Linked DNA regions of Mus musculus: region 1 is linked to region 2. A link is a loop called in an ENCODE intact Hi-C map of the cell type or tissue named here. Cell type or tissue: left cerebral cortex. All regions are shown on one strand. Links, peaks and the distances in the headings refer to the core of each region. The heading gives the core; the rest is flanking DNA.

The links. Hi-C counts contacts between places; a loop is a spot of excess contacts. Peaks named below come from ENCODE experiments on the same cell type or tissue, not always from the same donor. Only the 100,000 strongest peaks of a DNase experiment are listed, where the experiment ranks them.
Region 1: it touches region 2 in a loop (7-fold over the local background); 2 of 42 quality-filtered maps call a loop at or near these places.

Annotation. Positions count from the first base shown.
Region 1 is chr9:90,112,266-90,115,159 of GRCm38, forward strand. It overlaps Morf4l1 (mortality factor 4 like 1), which reads right to left and starts at 2,555. Exons shown (of 12, transcript NM_024431.3): 1 at 2,271-2,555. The coding sequence starts at 2,310. In left cerebral cortex, for the core only: a CTCF peak has its summit at 1,622; DNase peaks (open chromatin) are centred at 1,015, 1,628 and 2,473; H3K4me3 peaks cover 2,236 bases; H3K27ac peaks cover 1,696 bases.
Region 2 is chr9:88,480,013-88,482,906 of GRCm38, forward strand. Syncrip (synaptotagmin binding, cytoplasmic RNA interacting protein) reads right to left here and starts at 2,385. Exons shown (of 11, transcript NM_019666.2): 1 at 2,044-2,385; 2 at 594-753. The coding sequence starts at 741. In left cerebral cortex, for the core only: no CTCF peak of the experiment used is centred there; DNase peaks (open chromatin) are centred at 1,281 and 1,987; H3K4me3 peaks cover 2,176 bases; H3K27ac peaks cover 1,235 bases.

The sequences.
Region 1 (2,894 bases), core at 127-2,626, 1.6 Mb after region 2:
AGATCTGTGATTACTGATTTCACTCCAGGTTATCTTTTAAACTAATCTGAAATACCTTTTTAAAATTGGCTGCTTCAGCTAAAAACTACACTAAGTAAGGCTCTTTGAATAATGAAAATTTACACACACACACAACTAACTAACTGATGTACATCAGTCTAACAAGTGGAAAGGACAAATTAAGAAGGCAGTTCTCCATCCTCAGATCCACTCTACTCTCAAATGACAAAAATCTTGCCCTGGGCTGATGAATTTTTTAAGAACACACCACCACCACCACCACCACCACCACCACCACACACACACACACACAAGGAACTGAGAAGCATTTCTATTCCCAGCAGGCCCAGTTCCTGGAAATCCAATGCCGCCTTCTGGCTTCTGAGGATACTCACACACATAAAATAATGCAACACAAACATCAACAAAATGGAAAGTTACCACCTTTCACTATCAAAATTCTACCAAGATTTCAAAATAATCCCATCAACACTGTTTCCTTTCTAGATGTTCTCTGGGTTATTATCAACCATTCTTGATTTCTAGTTTCTAACATCAACCAAGGATTTAAGCTTTTGTGCTCTGACAATCAGAAATCTATGGGCCTCTTGGCATGCTCTGCTACATAAAACATCAAATTACAAAGGAAACCAACTGTTTCGCAGAGTTGGCAAAACTACAGTGTACACCATCTTACACTATCTACAAGTGAGGACCAGCCAGCTCAGTGTCTTCCATAGTAGCTAACTCTTCACACTAGTTTTTGAGATGGTCGATTACTTTAGCTGTAGCTCACCCATGGGCTGACTGGACAATGAGCTAACAGAGATCCATCCACCTGCGCAGGTCTCCACACTCCCTGAACCTCCACTGGGTATAGAGCAACACCCCGTTCCCCATACACACACAAGAGTTTCTCTGTATAGTTCTGGATGTCCTGAAAAGCTCTAAGTAGACCAGAATGGCCTCAAACTCAGAGATCCGCCTGTCCTTGTACATCGATTAATTAAAACGTTTCGATTTGGAACTTGAGACTTTTAAAAGTCTGGCACTTTACTGGTTAAACATCCTAGAACAGGAGTTACGCAAGCGCCTGGACCCAGCATGTATGATGATAAACACAGACGGCCGTATCTGGCAGTAACAAGTTTAAAGTGTTCCTTTTTATGCTTATAGTTTTATTTCCTTTAGTATATCAGTAAATCACCTCGACAGATGAGTTGTGAGAACCGAGTAACTGCTTTCCATTAGCAGTAACCGTTCATCAGCAACGTTCTCAGTCAAAGCCAACTAATAAGCGTTAGCTTTCAAATCGCCATTAAAATCGAATACTACTACAACCAGTCAAGCAACTACTGTATTTAAAAATGACAAAGAGGCCATGCATCTCAAGATGGAAACGCCCTAAGGAGGAACTAAAAACTGTTTCCACGAGAACCGCTCGGCAGAGCACAGAGTACTTAAAGGGCCCTGGCGCACAGCTCCAAAAACAGCAAAACGATGCCCTCAGGCAACAGCAAGCCTAGGAACTCGCTCGGGCGGCTCCAGTTTTATTTTTTTTTCTGTCCCCACCCATCACTCAGAGGCAAGAGGAGGAACTGGTCTGCGCGTGATCGCCGTGCCAGGGGGCGCTGCATCTGGCCCGAAGCTGCGTGTAAGCTGCGAGACGCCGGCAGCCATGATGGCGCGGCCATCTTGCCGCGGCCATCTTACAACGCAGTTCTCCCGCCGCGGGGCGCACAGCCCACCCCCCATCCCCTGTCCTCCCAACAGCAGAACTCCACACAACGCCGAGACAGAGCCGCTCGTTTGTCCAACAGCCTCGAACCTTCGGCCCACAGTCGCCCGCGCGGCCCGCGGCCGAGAGCTAAGCGGGGAGGATGCGCTGCCGCTGCTCCCCTCCCCCACGCCACATCACCTCCCAACCGTCGCCGTCGCCATCGCTCACCCGCCCGCCGGGCACCTCCCTTCAATAGACTTTCTCCGCTCTCGGAAAAACAAACAAACAAGCGCCGAGGCTCTGCCACACGCACGGAGATGCCCTCGGCCCTGGCCGTGGCCGGGGGCTCGCTTTCGCGCCACCGAGCACTGTCGCGGATGACGCACTGAGATTACCCTCCGCAGTGCGCCTTTCCCCCTTACAAAGCAAGGCCTGCACGGTTTCCCCCGGCCGCAAGCCCCGCCGACCCCGACCCCCAAACCTCCAGCGCCCTGAGTCAGCCTCTCTCCCGTGCACCGTTAGATGCCTCTCCCCAAAGCGGCACACTCACCCTCCTGGAATTTCGGCTTAGGGTCCTGCTTGGGCGCCATTTATAAGTGATTCGCCGCCTCCTCCTTCTCCCACCACCCCCGACTACCGCCCCCTACTCTCTACCCCACCCAACTCAGCGTCAGACGCGCCGTCGGCCACAGCCAGCTCTACATCCTGGGCGCGATTTGCCAGCGCCGCCTGACCTCACAGCACCGCGACCCGCGCAGCCGCCGCCTCAGCCAACGGCTAACCGCTACGCACACAAGCCTGCGCCCGTGCCGCCCAGAGGCATGCCGGGATTGGTAGTTCGACCTCGGATGACGCCAGCAGGGTGGGGGAGGGGAGTGGGAGACAATTGCCCCCCCCCCACGCCCGCGATCCACCACCGCCCCTGTCCCCAACCCCAGCCCTCTAAGTATCCAGACCCCAGAGGCTTGTTAAAACCCAGATTTTTATTTTCTGTAGGTGACAAAGAGGAAGGAATAAGTAAATCACTAGCTAGTGACGAAAGGATGGGAAAAACTCAAGGGGGGCAGATGCTTAGATAGGAAATGAAGCCAGGTAAATGTGGTGGGGTGTTGAAGTGGCCTGAGGACAGGACTGTCTCTGCAGCCTGAGTTCCACGGCATCACCAGGACTTGGC
Region 2 (2,894 bases), core at 82-2,581:
TTCTACCCTCCTTGCCCTCCCCTTATCTACATAATGAAAAACATACTAAAGTCCTCTTAACCACACAGAAAGGAGTCAACGTATTATATCCTGTTTTTGTGTCCAAGTAGTCCTGAACACTGCAATATTTCTACAGTAAATATATAGGCCTACAAATCCTAAAGTCAACCAACACAACACCAAGTGTAACAACTGAACCTCTCCTCAAAGTCAAGAACCACTAGAAAAAGGAACCACCACACCAAGAAAGACAAGAACTAGCCTACAGTTACCAAGTTATTAAACAAGAATCCTGCTATAAAAATACCTCAAAAAGTCACATGGGCTCCTCTCAACATTTAGCAGCTGTTGCTACTATCATATACTATCCATCAGGCCAGACAGCCTTCCCCTAGGGAGGTCTATTCCCCCATTTCAGCCCTCCCTCTACACTTTAACCTCTAAGCTCAAACCTAAATTAACCAACTATCAGAACAAGGCAAAGCTCCAGTTCCCACGTTTATTGGAAACCACAAAAAGTTGCTATTTTAGCTCAAAGCCAGAAATCCAATAGAAAAATTTCATAATGTTATTTTGCAAGTGTTAGTTCTTACCTGCAACGTAAATTTCATCTAGTTTTTCAGCAACTTTCTGTGGTAAACCAGCATCAAGCAATGTCTGAAAATTTTCTGAATGGATAACTGCTGAAGTAGTATCCATGGGCTCTTCAGTACCATTTCCATTAACATGTTCTGTAGCCATGTTTCCAGAGATCTGTTCAAACGCAATAAGCAAAATTAAACTAGGATCTTCAAACAGAATAGAGGACAATGACAGTCCCAATCTTTACTTTCTCTACCACTTAACTACAACCAGCCAGCCTGAACCTCCCTTGAAAGAAACCTTAAAATCACTATCGCCTGACAAGCCAGATTTTGGAGCTCGGGTACAGAAGGACCGATTCACTAGATTCTTCCTGAGCACCACCCCTGACTTCACCTGCTAACACTCACTGAGAAAAACCTTATTACAAATGAAGCCCAATCAGCACAGCGACCGGCCCAGCCTGCCACATGCAGCAGTTCCAAAACGGAGAATAAGGTGTGTGAAGCAAGCAACGCTGGGCTTGTCTCTCTCCAAGGTAAACCAGAAAGTGCGCTTTTCCCGCCTGCCGCTTATAGATCAGTAACAACAGCCAGCGAAGAACAAAGCGCTCACACAAGCCACCTTCCCACCACCCAATTCCTCCACCCTTCACCCCCACACCCCAAAGCCCGCCCCCGACTCCGCACCCGGAGCGGCAGCCTCGCCACTGCGGCCGCCAGGAACCCATTAGAAACACGTGCTCTGCGCCTTCAAATGTCCTACAACTTCCTTCAACGGAAACCCACCGAGTACCGGGCCAAGACGGTCATCACCGCCTCCCAACATCAACCCGCAGTCGCGGTGCGAGCCCCCTGAACCGTGCAACCGCACCATCTCGCCCCTCAACACTGAGGCCGCCGCGGCGCCAGGCCACGGGCTTTCCCCGCCCCCCAGCGCTGCCGTCTCCGCCGTGACACATGGCTCTCCGCCCCGGGCGCTCCCGGGCGCCCGCGACCCCCAGCCTCCCGCACCCCTCGGTGCAGTGGCTGCGGCGCCGAGGCCGACAGCCCGCGCGGGGAGGGCGTTCCGCCGCCAAGCACACGCCCGCGGGAGCCGAGCACCGCCCAAGCCCGCCGGCCGGTCGCGGGACAGCACCCCGCGCCTCTCCGCCCACTCCCGCGCCGCCGGCCACGACAGCACCAAGTCCGCCGCTCGCGCTCCGCGCGGGCCATCGGGCTGTCGAGGCGCCTCCTCCCGGAGCGCCGCAGACAAAGCCCAGCCGCGGCTGCACATGGGGAGAGGAGGAAGTGGCGGCGCGGCCGCGGCCTACTCTCCGGCAGCCCCGGCCAACGTGCTCTTCTCTCCCCCTTGGAATCCATTTTCCAGAAAAGCCGGTTTCTCCCCGCGCCGCCCTCCCCCAAGCACCCTCCACAATGTCACGGAGCTCCCCTCCCGGACCCGGGGGCCCGCGGTCGTTACCTCCCCGCGGGGCTGGGGCCGAGGAATCCTGTCCGACCGGGTCGGCTGGCGGGGAACGCGTGCTCGCTGCTCCCTGTGTCCGGCGCGAGTGGAGCTGTTGTAAAATGGCGGCCGAAGCTCACGCCGCTGGCAGCAAACCCGATCCAGTTCCACTCGCCTCCGAGCGCGCTCCCGGTGCGCGCGCGCCCCCGCGTGACCCCCCTTCCCTCCCCTCCCTGGCGCGTCCGCTTCTCTCCCTCACTCCCTCAGCTCAGCCCCTGCCCTCCGACAGCTCCTCCTTCTCCCCTCGCCACCTCCGCCGGCCGCTAGCCGCCCTGTCCTCTCAGCCTTCGTCCTTCCTTCCCTGCACCTCCTCCCCCAGCTTCCCCACTCCCGTCCGCGGCCGCTCACACACGAGTGGCCGCCCTTCTTCCTCTCTGGCTCTCTCTGGCTTCACGCCCTCCCTCGCTAGCTCTCTCTCGGCCCCGTCCCCAGTCCCTGCCGAGTCGCTCTTTCTCTCTCCCGCGCTGACGTGACGACGCAGACGACGCCGCGGGACGCGCGCCCGCGAGCCCCGCCTCTCGCCCCGCCCCTAACTCCCGGTCGGGGGGGGGGGAGAGACCCCGCCCTTCCGCCGCGGCGACAGCGAGGGGCCGAGTGAATGAGAGACCCGCCCTCTGTGCGGACACTCCCTCTCGCTCCGCGGGCGGGGCCGCCGGCTCGGCGTGTCCCACTCGTTCTTTGTCAGGAGACAAGCATATCCCCACCCCGCCCTCCCCGCCCCCCACCGCCCCACCGCCGGCCTGGGCTCCGAGGGTGCCCGACGTTGGCTGCCCGCTCTGCCGGGGCTGGGGCTGTCGCCGCCGCGGCCG